2 separate regions of the Homo sapiens genome follow, and region 1 is linked to region 2. A link is an interaction called in ENCODE POLR2A ChIA-PET data of the cell type or tissue named here. Cell type or tissue: MCF 10A. All regions are shown on one strand. Each heading gives the region's core, and the rest is flanking DNA. Links, peaks and the distances in the headings are about the cores only.

The links. Peaks named below come from ENCODE experiments on the same cell type or tissue, not always from the same donor. Only the 100,000 strongest peaks of a DNase experiment are listed, where the experiment ranks them.
Region 1: POLR2A ChIA-PET joins it to region 2 with 12 read pairs; 2 of 35 experiments call an interaction of 5 or more read pairs at or near these places.

Annotation. Positions count from the first base shown.
Region 1 is chr12:50,980,616-50,990,487 of GRCh38, forward strand. It overlaps SLC11A2 (solute carrier family 11 member 2), which reads right to left. Exons shown (of 16, transcript NM_000617.3): 16 at 5,377-7,820. The coding sequence ends at 7,710. Among named protein-coding and RNA genes, the nearest start is that of HIGD1C, 33 kb to the left of the region's middle. RefSeq lists a silencer at 1,078-1,278. In MCF 10A, for the core only: a CTCF peak has its summit at 6,561; a DNase peak (open chromatin) is centred at 6,546.
Region 2 is chr12:50,856,777-50,866,648 of GRCh38, forward strand. TMPRSS12 (transmembrane serine protease 12) reads left to right here. Exons shown (of 5, transcript NM_182559.3): 3 at 2,009-2,277. Among named protein-coding and RNA genes, the nearest start is that of TMPRSS12, 19 kb to the left of the region's middle. RefSeq lists enhancers at 672-1,173, 1,174-1,673. In MCF 10A, for the core only: no CTCF peak of the experiment used is centred there; a DNase peak (open chromatin) is centred at 5,715.

The sequences.
Region 1 (9,872 bases), core at 1,838-6,837, 120 kb after region 2:
CTAATATTCCAAATCTCACTCTAGTACTAATCTCATGCTACTTGGTATAAATAGGTATTTTAAAGTGAAACATTTAGCATTCCCTAGGAGATTCAACAATACAAATATTGGCCACTCCTAGAAATAGACTTTGGACCTAGAAACAGTGTTTGGTATGTTAATGGGAATAGTGGGAAGAAAATACATTGGCGGACTATACAAATATTAGAAAGAAGATAAATATCTTCACTATCTTATGTCAGGACTTACAAGCTAAATGTTAGAAGTTTCCTCTTTTTTTGCCTAAAACTTGAATGCCAGAATGAGCTGAGTTACAATGCAGCACGGAAAACTGATCACTGGTTAAAGTGTGGTTTCTGGATCTTGTTACTGGATATTAAAGCTCTTTGGCAATGCCTTCATATCTGTTTAATGACTAGAAAACAATTCAAGAAAAGTGACGACAAAGACAATAATTACAAAATAGGCTGATAACCAGAGTTAATTATGATTGCCAAACAGAAGAAATGTTTTTTTAAGAAATGATGTGTTAATATGATGTGTTAATATCAGTAGATACAAAGGATATAATCTGGTTGACTAAAATCAAACTGAAATTTCACTGACATAGTAAAGTATCACTTTACAAGATAGTCAATTTGACCAGTTCATTGTGAAAAAGAGCATTGTTCTCTTTTCTTTCTCACTTGTGATCCAGACAAAACAAATATCTGATATATCAAAACAATATTTAAAAAAAAAATACAAAAGTTCTATCAGTTTCATATAACCTTAAAACTCTACCCAAACTGAGATGCTCAGGTTTACATAAATATATATACATATATATCTTTTAAATCCCAGAGTCCAAGACACAAGCCCATAGGGGTGTGTGGCCATCAGAGGCCAATCGTTTAACTCTGGGAGTGTATGACTGTTATGAGGTGGGTGGGTCTCTGACCTACATTTATAGCTGTCAGTTTTGAACACCCTTCCCATGAGGAAATCTTTGCCTTTTGTTCAAAACGTCTGAACAAAACTCACCTCTGAACTAACAGAGACGTTAACGGGACACCTGGCACAAAAAGGGCTTAGAAAAACATGTTCTTATAGAGTCTCTCAGGCTGTCAGTCATCTAGACACAAGTGAGTCAGCGTCCATGGTGTTCAGAAGATAGAGTTCAGGCTGAGCTGTCAATCCCAGATGGCACTAAGGAAAAAAAGATGGAAGAGGGTTAGACTGATTTTCACGTATTTATTGAAATCAGCTTTTAAGTACCTATAATTAGCACATCAATTTAGGCCTTTTTTTCTGTACTGCTATATTGATTTTTATTTCAGAAAAGAAATGGCTTACAGATACATACATGAATGGCTTCTGATATGCAAAATAACAGGTAGGAGCTGAAATAGTTAAGGACTGAGATGGTACCAAATGTCCTTAGCAAAATTAGCACTCTGACTATTCTTGTGACACACTCTGCCTAAGGATGGGTGCTTCAAATCAGGATAAGAACAAACAAGCAGAATGCTTTTGTATTTTACTACTGTGTGAATTAGAAATCAAATTCCCAATGGTTTCAATCCTGAGCCCTATTATCCTTTGGCACTGGAGCAGAGAAAAGCCTTTCATTTAAAAAACAAAAACATGAAATGGCATGTACCAAGAGGGAGAAAGATGACCTGTGGGTCCCAAATGTTTGTCAGCCTGCATCAGAATCACCGAAGCTGCTTTTAAAACACAATTCCCAGCTGGGTGCGGTGGCTCACGCCTGTAAACCCAGCACTTTGGGAGGCCAAGGTGGGCGGATCATGAGGTCAGGAGATCGAGACCATCCTGGCCAACATGATGAAACTCCGTCTCTACTAAAAATACAAAAAAAATTAGCTGGGTGTGGTGGCACACACCTGTAATCCCAGCTAATCGGGAGGCTGAGGCAGGAGAATCACTTGAACCCAGGAGGCAGAGATTGCAGTGAGCCGAGATTGCACCACTGCACTCCAGCCTGGCGACAGAGTCAGACTCCGTCTCAAAAAACAAAACAGCAAACAAACAAAAAACAATTCCGACTGGGCACGGTGTCTCATGCCTGTAATCCCAGCACTGTGGGAGGCCGAGGCGCATGGATCACCTCAGGTCAGAAGTTCAAGACCAGCCTGACCAACATGGCGAAACCCCTCGACTAAAAATACAAAAATTAGCGGGGCATGGTGGCGCATGCCTGTAATCCCAGCTACTCACGAGGCTGAGGCAGGAGAAACACTTGAATCCAGGAGGCAGAGGCTGCAGTGAGCTGAGATCATGCCACTGCACTCCGGCCTGGGCAACACAGCGAGACTCCGTCAAAAAAAAAAAAAAAAAAACCCACAATTCCAGACTCCACTCCTAAAGAACTGAGTCTAGATGGTTTGTGTTGGGACCTGTGAAGTTGTTATTTTTTTTGTAGAGACAAGGCCTCACTATGTCACTCACGCTGGAGTGCCAATGACACAATCTTGGCTCACTGCCACCTCTACCTCCTGGGCTTCAGCCATCCTCCCATCTCAGCCTCCCAAGTAGCTAGGACTATAGGCGTGTGCCACCACACTCAGCTAATTTTTTTGTAGACAGGGTTTTGCCATGTTTCCTAGGCTGGCTATGAAGTTATTTCTTTTTACTTTTTCTCTTCTCGAATACACCTTGAGACAAGTTTGAGTCTCATTTTAGCCCTATTATTATTACGCAGAGCTTTTATTGTTATCCTTTGGCACCAACAGCCTCTAAGTTAATGCAGAATGCAGACTATAAATTTATTGGTAGCAACTATCCCTATTTTAGTGTAATATAAAGGCACTGGAGTTGGGTTCAAGCCCTTAACTCTGCCACTTTCTATGGCCTTCAGCATGTCACATATACTTTTGGAGCCTTATTCTACTCATTTGTAAAATGTGAATAAATGCTACATTTGAAAATGCCAAGTACAGCCAGGCACAGTGGCTCACACCTGTAATCCCAGCACTTTGAGAGGCCGAGGCAGGCAGATCACTTGAGGTCAGGAGTTCGAGAGCAGCCTGACCAACATGGTAAAACCCTGGCTTTACTGAAAATACAAAAATTAGCCAGGTGCAGTGGCTCACGTTTGTAATCCCAGCACTTAGGGAGGCTGAGGTGGGTGGATCATGAGGTCAGGGGTTTGAGACCAGCCTGGCCAACATGGTGAATCCCCATCTCTAAAAATACAAAAATTAGCTGGCCTTAGTGGTGTGTGCCTGTAGTCCCAGTTACTTGGGAGGCAGAGGCAGGAGAATTGCTTGAACCTGGGAAGGGAAGGTTGCAGTGAGCTGAGATCGCACCACTGCACTCCAGCCTGGGCAACAGAGTGAGACTCCATCTTAAAAAAAAAAAATTATCCAGGCATGGTGGTGGGCACCTGTAATCCCAGCTACTCGGGAGGCTGAGGCAGGAGAATTGCTTGAACCTGGGAGGCAGAGGTGGCAGTGAGCCGAGATCATAGCACTGCACTCCAGCCTGGGTGACAAAGCTCGACTCCATCTCAGAAAAAAAAAAAAAGAAAATGCCAAGTACACCAATATACTATCTCATGTGAGTCTTCGACACATATATTTAACACATTACAAACTGCAGTGTATAACCTCACAGGCTTGCAGTGATGACTGTGTGAAGACAGATTAGACCAAATGATGCCCAGGATAAAACTATTTCCAACTAGTGGGCTAGGAAAACACTGTATTACACTGGCTTTAGGACATGGAAACAGCTCTTCAGACATCAGCTTGCTTAATTTAGGCTTAAGTAAATAACAGCAATTAAATATATTGACAATTCATTGAAGCCTTTCCCAAGTGAGCAATGGTGGTAGACTTCTTCAATACGTAGTAAGCAAGGGTTGCAGTATTGGTCCTGTGATGCCCACAGAGTGTCACTTAGATGACTTAGTTGATAGACCACTTTCATTGGAGATGTTTGTTATATTGTTCTGAGACATTGAGAAATGAGACTAAATGGCCTGGAAATAGGCTAAAATACTTCCGGGGGCAGAGAGCTAATGCAAATGAGTGAACTTATTAACTAGTAACTCTTGGCTATTGCTGGGATAGGACCATAGAGGGCCCTGTCCATTCTCTACACTTGCCAAAAGCATTCAAACTTACTTTTAAAAATTCTGCACAGGGACCAAAATCTACCAGTTGGCAACTTCTGCCTAATGCATATTCTAGCACTAATCAGAGTATGAAACAAATGCTTCAGTGTGTTATGTTCCTTGTGCTGCTAAACAACAAAGCTTGGTGACAACCCAACATGAAGGGTATACTATATATTACACAGGATAGTTTGGGAATGAAAACATGGGTTCTGGAGTTAAGCTATGCGAGTTCAAATGCCAACTGCACATTTCATTAGTAATGTAAATGTGGGCAAGTTACTTTTGGCCTTCCAGTTGACTCATCTACATAGAGGCTGATCCTCTTGTTGTTACAAGGATTAAATGAGATAATACAACTGTTCAGGCCAGGCCTTAGAACACAGTACTGAGTTAGCCATTTTTAAATTCATAAGCTAAGGGACTTAGAGAAGCTGACAGATTTAGATTCATTGGTCCTACCAATGAAGGAGCAGAAGGTATTCCAGAGGGCAGAGCTAAAGGAAATGTTTCAAAACAGGATCCTCACATTGTTTTGAATCCTATTTTAGTTCTGAAATTAAATCCAAAGTAAAGAGAGAGCACTAAATGAGGAAGGACAACATGGAGAACAAAATTCTTCCTAGATGAATTCCACTGTGTTACTCACAGGGAAGCCTTGCAACAGAGAAAGGGAAAATGAAGTTCTGGTGACACTCCTGGGACAAATCAAGTGCTGACTCAAGTTTTCCTGTCATGTGCCTAGTAAAGTTCACTGTGCCTGAGCTCTGCCTTTGTTTTTAATAAATGGTGTCAATATTTCCATTTATATCAGGTCTGCCAAAATGCTCCTTGGTCTTTAAGCTAAATGAGTTTGGTTTCTCTTCAAATACTAATTTTTCATTGGCAGCACATATAGAATGTAAAAGTGAAACAGTGAAATAAGCTACAGGTAGAAAATAGTCAGCTTAGAGAAAAGCAGAATAAAATTTTTTTCCCAAGTTTCAACATGGTAATGATGTGACCTTTAGCTATGGTAAAACTATTTGACTAAGTGGGTAAATGGAAATTAATATCCTGGTATCTGCAATTAATCCAAGCTTTCTGAGGACTAAATCCATTTATTTCTCTATCCTTTCTAAGGAGAAAATCCTAACAGTGTGGACTTAGTGTGCCATTCCAGGTGGTAGTTGCTGTTTCAGTATTTTTTGTATCAAAGTTGTTGTAACCCTATTAATAAATTATTTCAAGGTTAAAAAAATACCCAGGAAACCAAATTGGAAAAAGAAATTTTTTTTTAATTAGAAACCAAGTTTACATACGGTTAAATGGTTACTAAAAGCTCAGTTGTAACCACTCCTAACACCACTAGCAGAACCTCAAGGGAGCCAAGAGCTCTTCCCTTTTCCCCTGTTAATTTCCAGTATAATGTAGCAGCACAATTATTTCATGTCACATTTAAGAAGAACAAGAACCAATTTATATAAAGTACAATTGTATATCCTTAAACATTCCACATAAACACACTGTCAAAACTCACTGGATATGCTGGAATTGGAGGACTTAAATTTCTACATATTATTTATTGCACCCAGAGTACTGGTTAAAATGCACTTTCTGTGAAGATCAAATGCAATAACGTATGAGGGTATTTTTAACACTGTGAAGTACACACATAATATTATAAAATGCCATTTAATTGGAAGGAGTTTTCTATCATTGCAAGTCATAAATATAACTTTTAAAAGAATACTAGCAGCTTTTACCTAGGCTCCTAAATGCTTGTAAATCTGAGACTGACTGGACCCACCCAGACCCAGGGCAAAGATACATGTTACCATATCATCTTTATAAAGAATTTTTTTTTTGTCGTCAGTTTGGCCTTTCCTACTGCAGCCAGGTGAGAGCTTAAGATGTCAGTCCCCAATATCTTCACAGAGTGCCTTTATGACCAGTTTGGAGAATTACGATGGTAAGGGGAAGAGGCAGATATGAAGAGGAATGGTTAGGGGAATTGTCATTCATAACTCTGTGCTATATTACTTGAGGGGCTAAGAAAAATGTATGGTCAGTGAAACACAGTAGTGTACCCTTAAATGCCTTATAAAAGACCATCCATCCAGTCTGCGCTTTTGACTGTGTGCAAGTATCAGTAATAATGCTTTTGGGGGCTCAGATGAACAGCGAACACCAATCAGCCAGGACTCTGGAAGGAAAGCTCCAAAAATGAGAAGTCCTTCAACACCATTTTCCATTACTGTTCTCACCAAATCAATGACTATAAAACAGTTTTGATTATTTATCTCCATCAAAGTGATTTGATTTGAGATAATCACACAATCTCAGGCTCGGTATGTAAAAATGTCAGAAGTGGCTGAAGTAAAAGCAGCAGCTTTGTGCTGAAGACACCCATTTCCTCTGACTCCAGAGCTCCACCATCTGGTCTCAAGATTTTTCCCTCTGAGGAAACAGCTGTAGAGAGGTAGCCCAGTTCAACTTTGCTGAGACAGTGAACTTTGCAACCATACTAACACCTACTGACTTGCAGAGAACGCTGAGAAAGACAGTGTGCTTTGCAACGGTTAAGTCCACAGCTCCTGAGATTGCCTCGCAAGTCATCTTGGGCATGAAGCAGAGCGGTGCATCAGAAAAACATGACGATTCTGCTGAGAGGTGGCTTTAGGAACAAAATAGATGGCTCTCCTCCCTTAAAGTCTTTTCTCCCCACCCTCAACATTTCACGAGAACATCAGTTCATAAATACTACCATCTGTTTCTATCACCACCCTCCTGGAGAAAGAAAGTTAAGGTTTTACAACCACATGTGCTCAAGAGTAAATATCATCAGGAAAGCTCTGTACTAACAGGCAGGTTATTAAGACTCCCAAGAAATCCTCATAAGCTTTTCAATCTGAGGAAAATCCTGAGAAGGTAATTAGTAAGCACCACCTAGCGATGTGGTGCTGGTTTTGTTAGTTGTCAGTTTTTCCCCTTCTTTGTTTTCTCACCCCTCTTAACTTCCACTGAGAAATTAAAGTGGAAATAAGTTCAAAGAATCCTAAGCCTGATAGAGCTAGGTGTCTCTTCATTTTATATTTCATATGGATGAAGCTATTCTAGTTGATAATTTGGTATAATTAAAATAACTGAAAAGGTAGGTATAAGGAAAATTTCTCAGCCTTTAAAAATCCATTACATTTTGATAAATAAAACTTGCATACTCATTCTGTAGTTTGTATAATAAAAAATGTATTGCATTTTCCAATTTTTTTTTAACATATAGCCTGGTTAAGAATCATGCATATCCTTGTCTCTCCGAAGGATAAACTGAGCTGGCCCTTGGGCAACTACTTAAGAATTTAGTGTTGGAATGATAGCAGCAAATGTCAGCTTTTCAAAGATCCCACCCTAATCCAGTTCTAAGGTTAGGTCAGGAAGGAAAAAATAATTCCATCTTTCAAATACACATGAAACAAAGTCTTTTCCAACCAACGGTTGAGTCATAAACACAGTCTGTGCAACGGCACATACTTTTGGCTATGTTCACACAGTAAACCATAGAAACACACTGGCTCTGATGGCTACCTGCAGAAGACAGACTAATCCAGTGTTATTTAACGTAGCCACGGGTGGCTTCTTCTGTCAGCAGGCCTTTAGAGATGCTTACCGTATGCCCACAGTCCAGGAAGGACATGCCCAGTGCAATCAAACATTGCCAACCCTGAAAGACAAAATATGGTCATCACTCACCAGGCTCTTTGAAGAGCCATGACTGCTCACACAGCACTTCTCAAATGCAAACCTGCTCCCTTCCTTGAACATCCAGCTGTGCCCATCTTCTACCACCAAGGGTTGCACAAGTCATTCTCTCAACCCCACTCCCCCTTCAAAAAATCAGCTGCCTTCCTCAACAAAGTTTGTCCATACTATTTTAAATATTGAATTTCTCTGTTCTTACTGCTTTGTGTCTGTGGTTTTCCTTTTTTTTAAAATCTTTATTATTATTTTACATTTTAGAGACAAGGTCTCCCTCTATTGCTCAGGCTGGAGTATAGTGGTGCAATCATAGCTCACTGAAGCCTCGAATTCCTGGGCTCAAGCAATCCTCTCTCCTCAGCCTCCTGAGTTGCCAGGATTACAGACGCACACCACCATGCCCAGCTAATTTATTTTTTTTTGTAGAGACAAGGTGTCTTGCTATATTTCTCAAGCTGGTCTGAAACTCCTAACCTCAAGCAATCCTCCTGGCTCGGCCTCCCAAAGCACTGAAATTACAAGCGTGAGCCACCTCGTCCAGCCTGTTGTTTGTTTCTTTTACCCAACTGTAAGTTCTCGGAAGTCCACTTTTCCTCAGTCCTCCCCATGATAAGAATGACTAACAGACTAATACAATTGGTGTAGTCTCCTAAGCTGCTCTATGAAGTTCCTGTTTTGAAGTTAAACAACAGTAACCCACTCTAGAATCAGCCCTCTCCTCTCAAAATGGGTCTTCAAGCCAGACACGGTGGCTCATGCCTGTAATCCCAACACTTCAGGAGGCTGAGGCAGGTGGATCACCTGAGGTCAAGAGTTTGAGACCAGCCTGGCCAACATGGCAAAACCCCATCTCTACTAAAAATACAAAAATTAGCCAGGCATGGTTAGCACATGGCTGTAGTCCCAACTACTCAGGAGGCTAAGGCAGGCGAATCACTTGAACCCAGGAGGCAGAGGTTGCAGTGAGCTAAGATCATGCCACTATACCCTAGCTTGGGCGATAGAGAAAAACTCTGTCTCAAAAATAATAATAATAATGGGTCTTCAACAAGCTCATTAGCCTTAGGCTGACTGAGGACAAACTGGCATCTTCATATCCAATTTGCATTCTGAAAGGATCCCCCTAACTTCTATAGTGAATTTTTAAAAACAATTCCTGTCAAGGACACATTCAGTTACTTGGTTTTCCTTGAAGTTAAGTTCCTAGATCATAGGGTCAGTACAGTCTTTGTGTGCACAAAGTTTATTGGGAAGAAAAAAAGAAGAGATCTAGGAAATAATTTTTCAACATTTACTGAAGTGATTTTCTTAATAAAGTATCTAATGTGTGGCACACTGGTGTGGGGAAGTGTTCTAGAGATTAACAGCAGGTTTCCAGCCTCCATCTGTAGCCATTCTCTGCAGCAAAAATGGTATAAATTCTACTATTCCTTATCCCTAACCCCTGTGTCTTTTCAAAGAAACCTGTATAGAACAGGGAAATGGATCTGTTGTTATTTTGGCTGTTTTTCATTAATATAAGCAATGCTAAAGAAGATTTGGAAAATAGAGAAGAATATATCTATAATCCTAGCTTCCTACAACAACTATATTGCCATTTTTATATAATTCTAGACTTCTTAAAAAATTTTTTATAATTGAAATATAAATTTTACATACCTTTTTCATGTAGCTATAGTTTTATAACCATGATTTTTAAAAAATGACTCTAGAATGAGAGAGTCAAGGGGAGACTATCACTATTTAATTATTTCCTTGGACAGCTAGTAAGTGATGGAGCTGAGTGGGGCTGTGTGCCACATGTGTCCCACCCCGAATCTCTAAATCACACTGCATGCCCTATTCTCCACCTCTGTTTTGTACCGTTCTCCACTCTCTGTACTGCTACCCTTCTTTTAGTTCCTCAAACATACTATACTCTCTTGTTAGGAATTACTAAGAATGGAAACTACAGAAGTGACAGAAATTGAAAAATGACAAATCTTAGTAACCAAAGTGAATTTTATGGTTAGAAATA
Region 2 (9,872 bases), core at 2,857-7,856:
CTGGGCTCAAGCAATCCTCCCACCTTAGCCTCTCAAGTAGGTGGGACTACAGGCATGTGCCACGACATCCGGCTAATTTTTGTATTTTTTTTTTACAGAGACAGGGTTTCGCCATGTTGCCCAGGGTGGGCTCAAACTCCTGGGCTCAAGCAATCTGCCTGTCTCGGCCTCCCAAAGTGTTGGGATTACAGGCATGAGCCACCATGCCCGGCCTAGAACATATTTAATGTAAGAAAATGAGAAAACAGAAATGAGAAAAAAATAAGAATCATTTATTACACTTCCTAGAAATAATAGCTGTTAATTTTTTTTACATAGTTTTCTAGATTTTTCTAGCCATATATGCAAATTATTTTATATAACAGGCTTATATAGCTAAACTGTGAAATAGCCTTTTACATTAAATTATATAACATAAGCATTTTTCCTTGTCAACATATGTATTTTGCTCCTGTATTCCACTTTGTAGATATGCCAAAATTTCTGTGGTAAATATTTTTATAGCTAAATTTTTGTGTTCATCTTTTATTTCCTTGGGATAAATTCTAGGAAGCAGAATTGCAGAGTCAAATGCAAATGCAGCTTTTTTAGGCTATTGATACACGTTGCCAAATTGCCCATCTATTTACACTTTCTGCCATGAATAAGAGTACCCTTGTTCCTCTAACTCGTCTGCACTGTTATCATCGAACACACACACACATATGCATGCACTCACATAAACATTGCCAATTTGAAGGATGAAAAGTTATCTGTAAGCAACAGTGTATAAAGTGAAAGTTCTTCCTTCCTAATTTGATTCCAGAAGTTAACTACTGTTAACCTCTCGTGGTTTTAATTGTTGATTGTTTCAATTGTTTTGGGTTTAGTTTTTTGCTTGCTTGCTTGCTTGCTTTAAGATGGCCAAGATCGATGAGTTGCTTCTTGTTTTTACCTTTAGTGTCATGCTTTATCAAATCCTTTCTTGCGTCAATGTTATATATTCATCTAGATTTTTTTCTGGTTTAGTTTTTTGTTGTTGTTGTTGTTGTCGTTGTTGTCGTTGTTGTTGTTGTTGTTGTTGTTGTTTTGAGACAGAGGCTCGCTCTGTCGCCCAGGCTGGAGTGCAGTGGCACGATCTCGGCTCACTGCAAGCCCCGCCTCCCGGGTTCATGCCATTCTCCTGCCTCAGCCTCCCGAGTAGCTGGAACTACAGGTGTCCGCCATCACGCCCGGCTAATTTTTTTGTTGTTGTTTTTTGTATTTTTAGTAGAGACAGGGTTTCACCATGTTAGCCAGGATGGTCTCGATCTCCTGACCTCGTGATCTGCCTGCCTTGGCCTCCCAAAGTGCTGGGATTACAGGCGTGAGCCACTGCACCCAGCCCTGGTTTAGTTTTTTAATTCACATGCTAAGTTAATATCCAAATGTTTCATTCCAGTAAGTTTCAAAAAAATTATAAAAGTAGAGGGAATATTTTATCGATCTCCCATGTACCCATCACCTAGCTTCCCGTTATCAACTGATACCTGATCTTGTTTCACCTATACCCTCACCATTCTCCCTCCAATTATTTTGAAGCAAAACTCAGACATATCTCTTTGTGTATCTCTAAAAGATGGGAACTCTTTACTAAATAGATTTGTACATTTAAATATTTAATCCATTTGGAGTTTATTTTGGTGTTTAGTGTTATTTCAGGGATCTAGTTTTATTTCTCTTTTCAAACAGCTAGTTGCCCCAATACCACATATTGAATAATTCATTCTTTTGTCCATTGGTACAAAATGCTGCCTTAATAACATATTAAATTCTCATGTACTTGAATCAGTTTCTGGATTTTCTGTCCCATTGGTCTTTTTCTCCTTCCCTAGATCATGATATTTGTGTTATTTGATATTTTATGTCACATGAAACTGGAATTAAAGTTTTTTATTAATCTAACATGAGAAGAAAACTAGTGGGAGATTAAGAATATGTACTTAGTTAATTAAAGATATTTATAATAAGAATGTTTACTTTCTTTCAGCGATCCTTTAATGTGGACAGCTGTGATTGGAACTAATAATATACATGGACGCTATCCTCATACCAAGAAGATAAAAATTAAAGCAATCATTATTCATCCAAACTTCATTTTGGAATCTTATGTAAATGATATTGCACTTTTTCACTTAAAAAAAGCAGTGAGGTATAATGACTATATTCAGCCTATTTGCCTACCTTTTGATGTTTTCCAAATCCTGGACGGAAACACAAAGTGTTTTATAAGTGGCTGGGGAAGAACAAAAGAAGAAGGTAATTATGGTCTGAATTTTACTGATACACATTTTCCTGATTATGGGCAGAGGAAGGTCAAACCTTTTATATACATTCATGTGCCACATAATGACATTTAAGTTAATGACAGACCACACACACGATGGTGGTCTATAAGATTATTTTTCCGTATTTTTATGGTACCTTTTTTTTTTTTTCCAGACAGAGTCTTGCTCTGTTGCCCAGGATGGAGTGCAGTGGCACGATCTCGGCTCACTGCAGCCTCCACCTCCCAAGTTCAAGTGATTCTCCTGCCTCAGCCTCCCAAGTAGCTGGGATTACAGACATGCGCCACCATGCCCTGCTAATTTTTGTATTTTTAGTAGAGACGGGGTTTCTCCATGTTGGTCAGGCTGGTCTTGAACTCCCAACCTCAGGTGATCTGCCCACATCGGCCTCCCAAAGTGCTGGGATTACAGGCATGAGCCACCGCACCTGGCATTCAGCTAATTTTTGTATTTGTAGTAAAGACAGGGTTTCACCATGTTGACCAGGCTGGTCTCGAACTCCTGGCCTCCTGTGATCCACCCGCCTCAGCCTCCCAAAGTGTTGAGATTACAGGCATGAGCCACTAAGCCTGGCCTACTGTACCTTTTCTGTGTTTAGATATACAAATGCTTTCTACTGTATCACAGCTGTCTACAATACTTAGTACAGCGGAACAGGTGTGTAGCCTAGAAGTAACAGGCTATACCATCTACCCTAGGTGTGCAGCAGACTATACCATCTAGGTTTATGTAAGTGCACTCTTATCATGGTTGCACAACAAAATTGCCTAACGATGTATTTCTCAGAATGTTCTCCATCATTAAGTGATGCCTGACTGTGTTTCACTCTGTGTATTTTTTTATCACTTTATGCCATGAGATTGAAAAGTATTATAGGTTCTTATAAAACACTGAAAACAACTTTTTGAGGGGTCTATTTTTCCTTGTGGGATAGGAGAGAAAATTCTTTTCCAAAGCAGAAATAGAGACTTTCTCTGATTGTACATGCCAAGATACTTGAACGTTAAGATAGAATGATAGTTCCAAGTGTTTCTGTAGTTTGAACTCACAGATGGTGAAGCCAGCTCTGCAGCAGAGTTCTCTATTTTAAGTAATAAGCTTCTGGCTATGAAGAATCATATTTAGTTTCCTTTTAATTTAATGCCTTGTTTAGTATCAGGCAAGATGATTGCGATATATTTTTTTAGTGTACTTAGGGGCAGTAAATGTTAACTGACCCAACTAATGGGAGGAATAAAAACATAGACGACACAGTCTCTTTGGTAATAAGAGCTACCACCATTTGGGAGCATTTACCATGTTTCAGGCCCTGTTTCTGTTCTTGTTGTTATTTAAAACACTTTTTTTTTAGAGATGGGGGTCTCACTCTGTCTCTCAGGCTGGAGTGCAGTGGTATAATTATAGCTCACTGCAGCCTCAAACTCCTGGGCTCAAGCAATTCTCCTGCTTCAGCCTCTCCAATAGCTGGGACTACAGGCATGTGCCACCACGCCCAGCTTTTTAAAACGTATTATGTATGTATAGATGTATGTTTTGGTTTTTTAAGAGACATGGTCTTGCTGTGTCACTCAAGCTGGAGTGCAGGGACACGATCATGGCTCACTGTAACCTTTACCTCCTGGTCTCAAGTAATCCTCCTGCCTCAGCCTCCCAAGTAGCTAGGACTACAGGCATGTGCCACCATGCCCAGCTAATTTTTTCATTTTTTTGTAGAGACAGGGTCTTGCCATGTTTCCTAGACTGGTCTTGAACTCCTAGTCTTAAGAAATCCTCCTGCTTCAGCCTCCCAAAGTGCTGAGATTACAGGTATGAGCCATTGTGCCCAGCTTTTGTTTGTTTGTTTTTAAGAGATGGTCTTGCTGTGTTGCTCAGGCTGGTCTCAAACTCCTGGCCTCAAGCAATCTAGCCGCTTCGGTCTCCTGAGTAGCTGGGTTTATAGGCATGAGCACCATGCCTGTCCTGGGTCCTGTTTTAAATATACTGCTTTATCTTATGCCCCCAATATTCCTAAAAGGGAGTTAATGTTATTTTTACCCCATTTAACAGACCAGTAATTGAGAATCTTAGAGGTTAAGAAGTTGGAACTCAAATCCAAGTCCCAAGTCTTTTATTCTAAAGCCTGAATATTTAATAACTATATTAAACTGCTCTTGAGGGAATCATTGTCCTGTTAGGAATATATGAGGTTAAGTACTAAGACTTCTTTTTTCTTCCTATTCCCCACAGGCCCTAGCCATTTAAATATTTGTGGATTATTTAGCTAGGATGTAGATAAATGTACGAAAGACCTGTGAATTATTATTTTTCTTTTTTTTTTTTCCATCTGTGAATACTTTTTAAAGAAGATAAGGAAAGCAACATGGTGTAGGGAAAGGAACATGGGCTTTAGATTCACGGACTTAATTCTGAATCCCAGCCTGCTGCTCTGTGCTAGCTGAATGACCATGGGCATGTTATTGACTCTTTAATAATAATTAGAACAATAATAGAAGCAACTACCGTTTGTTTAGGGCCCAGTACTTAATAAAATGCTAAGCATTGCAATGCATTATCTCATTTAATACCCCCAGCAACACTACAGAAAATACTATAAAATGAATGAGTAAAATAAAGCTTAAAGAGGTTAAATAAGTTGCTTAAACTAATAAAATAACTAAACGATGAAGTCAGAATTCAAGCCCAGTTCTGCCTGTTGCAAATCTCATGTATTTCCACTGTATTATTAATATATCTTTTTTTTTTTTTTGAGAGGGAGTCTTGCTCTGTCTCCAGGCTGGAGTGCAGTGGCGCAATCTCGGCTCATTGCAACCTTTGCCTCTTGGGTTCAAGTGATTCCTCTGCCTCAGCCTCCCCAGTAGCTGGGACTACGGGCACGTGCCACCACACTCGGCTAATTTTTTGTATTTTAGTAGAGACGGGGTTTCACCATGTTGGCCAGGATGGTCTTGATCTCCTGACCTCGTGATCCACCTGCCTCGGCCTCCCAAAGTGCTGGGATTACAGGCGTGAGCCAGGTGCACCCGGCCTAATATATCATCTTTCACAATGTCATACAGTTTCATGATCTTTAAAGTGAGAGCAATGATACCCATCAGAGAGTTGTTTTGAGAATTAAATTAGTTCTCCAGCAACATGGTAGTTTACATGTACATACCAAGCTCCCCACTGAAAACTATTAAAGAGGGAGAATACATAGGTTAAGGACTCGGTGTGACGATAGAAACTTAGACAGGGAACTGGAACACGGAAGTTGACTTTGATCTTGAGGGTATTCGCCAAAATGTTAACTTTTAATATTGACTTCAGTGGTTTCATAGGCCTTGGAAGGAAATGGTTAAAGAATAAAACTTGTCCAAGTTGGGAAGTAGGGAAGACACTCCCATAAAGCTGGAGTCTGTCCCATGGCTATACTTTAAAAATGAGTCACACTCATGACCCAGCATATAATTTTTTTTTTTTTAAAGACAGAGTCTTGCTCTGTCACCCAGGCTGGAAGGTGGTGATGCGATCTCAGCTCACTGCATCTTCCGCCTCCTGGATTCAAACAATTCTTGTGCCTCAGCGTCTCCAGTAGCTGGGATTACAGAGGTGTACCACCACGCCCAGTTAATTTTTGTATTTTTAGTAGAGATGGAATTTCGCCATGTTGGCCAGGCTGGTCTCAAAACTCCTGGCCTCAAGTCATCTGCCCACCTTGGCCTCCCAAAGTGCTAGGACTACAGGCGTGAGCCCCTGCACCCGCCTTGTTCTTATATATATAGTATACTTCAAATGTGATCTAGGTAGGTTAAAAAAAAAAGGAGGGAAAAATACACATGGCTACATTAATCAAAAGAAAGCTGGATTACACGTGTAATCCTAGCACTTTGAGGGGCTGAGGTGGGAGGACTGCTTGAGGCCAGGAGTTCGAGACCAGCCTGAGCAACATAGGGAGACCTCGTCGCTAAAAAAATTAGCCAGGTATGGTAGTGCATGTCTATAGTCCCAGCTATGTGGGAGGATCACTTGAGCCCAGGAGTTCGAGGTTATGGTGAGCTATGATAGCACCACTGCACTCCAGCCTGGGTAACAGAGAAAGACCCTGTATCCAGACAAAAAAAGGAAGCTGGAATGGAAAAAAGAGAAAGTAGGAATGGCTATATAAATATCAGATAAAGTAGACTTACAGCAGAGAAGATTACAAGGATGGTGAGAGACATTACATAATAATAAAAGGCCCTCAGTCCACCAAGAAGACATAGCAATGCTAAACGTGTGTACACCAAAAAACAGACATATGGTTTCTTAAAAACATACATGTGAACATACACTTACCATATGACCCAGCAATTGTACCCCTAGATATTTATCCCAGAGAAATACAAATGTCCACACACAAAAAAACTATTTACAGATGTTCATGAAAGCTTTATTTTAAAAGCCAAAAACTAAAAACAACCAAAATGTCCTTCAATAGGAGAATGCTTAAATAAACTAGTATAGCCTTACCATAGAATATAACTAAGCAGTTAAAAGGTATGAACGATTGATAGATGCAACAAGTTAGATGGACAAGGGCATTATGTTGAGTGAAAAGAAGCCAATTTTAAAATGTCATATATGATTCCAAGTATATAACAATGAAATGACAAAATTATGCAGACAGAGAATAGATTAGTAGTTGCTAGGGTTAAGAAGGTTAGGTAGCATGAAGGAGATTTTTGTCCTGATGGAATAACTCTATGCCCTGTTTTTTTGTGGTGGTTTCATGAATCTACACACACATTGTATTAATGTCAGTCTCCAGATTTTGATACTGTATTTCAGTGACAGAGATGTAACCATTGTAGGAAACTGCATAAAATGTACACTTGACTTTTTAGTGCTATCTTTGCAACTACCAATAACTCCATAATTATTTTAAAATAAAAAGCTTTTTAAATGAACCACATATAACCAACAAATCCTCACCTCCTATCGCCATCCCCATGTTTACTGGGAAAACTGCCTAATGGAAGGGGGAAAAGCTAGAAATTCCCTCTCCCCAAAATATGTAACTATAAATACCACTCACACGGATTTGCTATCCAAAGTAACACTGAGTAGACTACAAAGCTTCAAGCTGAGAATTTAGTTTAAAACAGGTTCTAGCTTAGTAACATCCCAAGATTTGATCCTGACAACATCAAATGCAAATTATTTATATAGAAACCCAACTTCATCTAAGGCTTCAAAGAATATAACCAGATAAAGTTGCAGTGAAATCGAATGGATTACAATAAAAAGATCACAAATAATTAATATATTTAACATACATATCTAATATAATTAAATATAATAACTGAAATTAATTCAATGGGCTAAAGTTTAGAAGCACTTAAGATCCCACAGATTAAAATCAACCAAATATCAGTTCAAAGATCACCAAACACATAAGGAAACAAACCATTAATAGTGAAAGCCAACAGAAACAACAAACATATTAAGCCTCCCAAGGACTTCAGATATTAATATTTTTAGGTATAGAATAAAAAAATATGTAAATTGTTTAAAGAACTAAAAGGTAGAATTAAAAATGAGCAATAGACTATTGTTTTGTTTTGTTTTGTTTTTTTGAGACGGAGTCTTGCTCTGTCACCCAGCTGGAGTGCAGTGGCGAGATCTTGGCTCACTGCAAGCTCCACCTCCAGGGTTCACGCCATTCTCCTGCCTCAGCCTCCTGAGTAGCTGGGACTACAGGCGCCCACCACCACACCCAGCTAATTTTTTGTGTGTTTTTAGTAGAGACAGGGTTTCACCGTGTTAGCCAGGATGGTCTCGATCTCCTGACCTCGTGATCCACCCACCTCGGCCTCCTAAAGTGCTGGGATTACAGGTATGAGCCACAGGGCCCGGCCAAAAATCAGCAATAGACTATTTAGAAGGACTAGGCACTAGAATCTTTAAAAATGAAAAACGTAATTGCTAGTATTTAAAACTCATTGGATAGGCTGGGTGCGGTGGCCCATGCCTGTAATCCTAGCACTTTGGGAAGCCAAGGCAGGTGGATCACCTGAGACCAGGAGTTTGAGACCAGCCTAGCCAACATGGTGAAACCCCCAATCCACTAAAAATACAAAAAATTAGCCAGGCATGGTGGTGGGTGCCTGTAATCCCAGCTACTTGGGAGGCTGAGGCAGGAGAATCACTTGAACCAGGAGGCAGAGGTTGCAGTGAGCCAAGATCATATCTTTGCACTCCAGCCTGGGCAACGAGAGCAAGACTCTGTCTCAAAAAACAAAAACAAAACTCATTGGATAAACTAGATATCATATTAGACACAGCTGAAGAGAGGATTTGTGAACCAGAAGATATATCTGAAGGAACTTCCTAGACTGTAGCACCGAAGGGAAAAAAGAGAAAACATGAAATAAGGTATAAGAAGGATAGAATGAGAAAATCTAATATACATCTAATGTGAGTGCCAGAGAGGAAGGAATAAAGAGGATAGAGGAGAGGCAATATTCAATGGATTTGGGTTGAAATTTCTTAAAAATTGATGAAAGACATGAATCCAGATAAAATATTAATAGGCACAATATTAGCCAAAACAAAACGTAATCCCCTTTCATACATTATACTGAAGTTGAACAACAAAGAAAAAAAAAAAACAGAAGATCTGAAATGTAGCCAGAGATAAAAGAAAAATCTTTATAATAGAATTACAGATTAGTTTTCAGACTTCTCAGTAGGAATAATGAAAGCCAAAAGACACCCTCTCCTGTTGCCGTGTGAAGATGTGCTTGCCTCCCCTTTGCCTTCTGCCATGATTGTAGGTTTCTTGAGGCCTACCCTCAAGAAACATAGCTTGAGTACAGACTGCAGAACTGATTACTCAGATTATCATGGCAGATGGGAGGCAGAACTAGATTGCAGCTCCAACATGGAGCTTCTGTACAGACTGCAGAGCTGATTATTCAGATTATCATGGCAGATGGGAGCCAGAACTAGATTGCAGCTCTAATGTGGATGGACAGAGCAGCGTGTGGAGGCTGGCATCATGAATTTTAGCTCCAGAATGACTGCAGAAATAAATCGAGAATCCCAAGACAACCCACAGACCCTCTGAAGGAAGCAGACTGCTCCTGCAGGACTTGGGAGACACCCCAAATACTCTGGGAGGTGGGTAGCCTGGGGCAAGTTCTCAGCCCTGCTTGCCCACTGTCTGGAAAGAGACTTGGTGCTGTTGAGGGGCATGGTGGGAGTGAGACTGGCCCTTTGGATTGTGTGGGAGCTGGATGAGGCCTGTGATTGCCAGCTTTTCCCCACTTCCCTGACAACCTGCATGACTCAGCAGAGGCAGCCATAATCACTTGGTATACAACTCCATTGACCTGGGCACCTCACCCCCATCCCTCACAGCAGCCTCAGCAAGACCCACCCAAGGAGAGTCTGAGCTCAGACATGCCTAGCCCCACCCCCACCTGATGGTCCTTCCCTACCCACCCTGGTTGCTGAAGACAAAGGGCATATACCCTTGAGAGTTCTAGGGCCCTGTCCACCACTGGTTTCTCTCCATAATACCACAGCTGATGCTCTCTGGAAAGC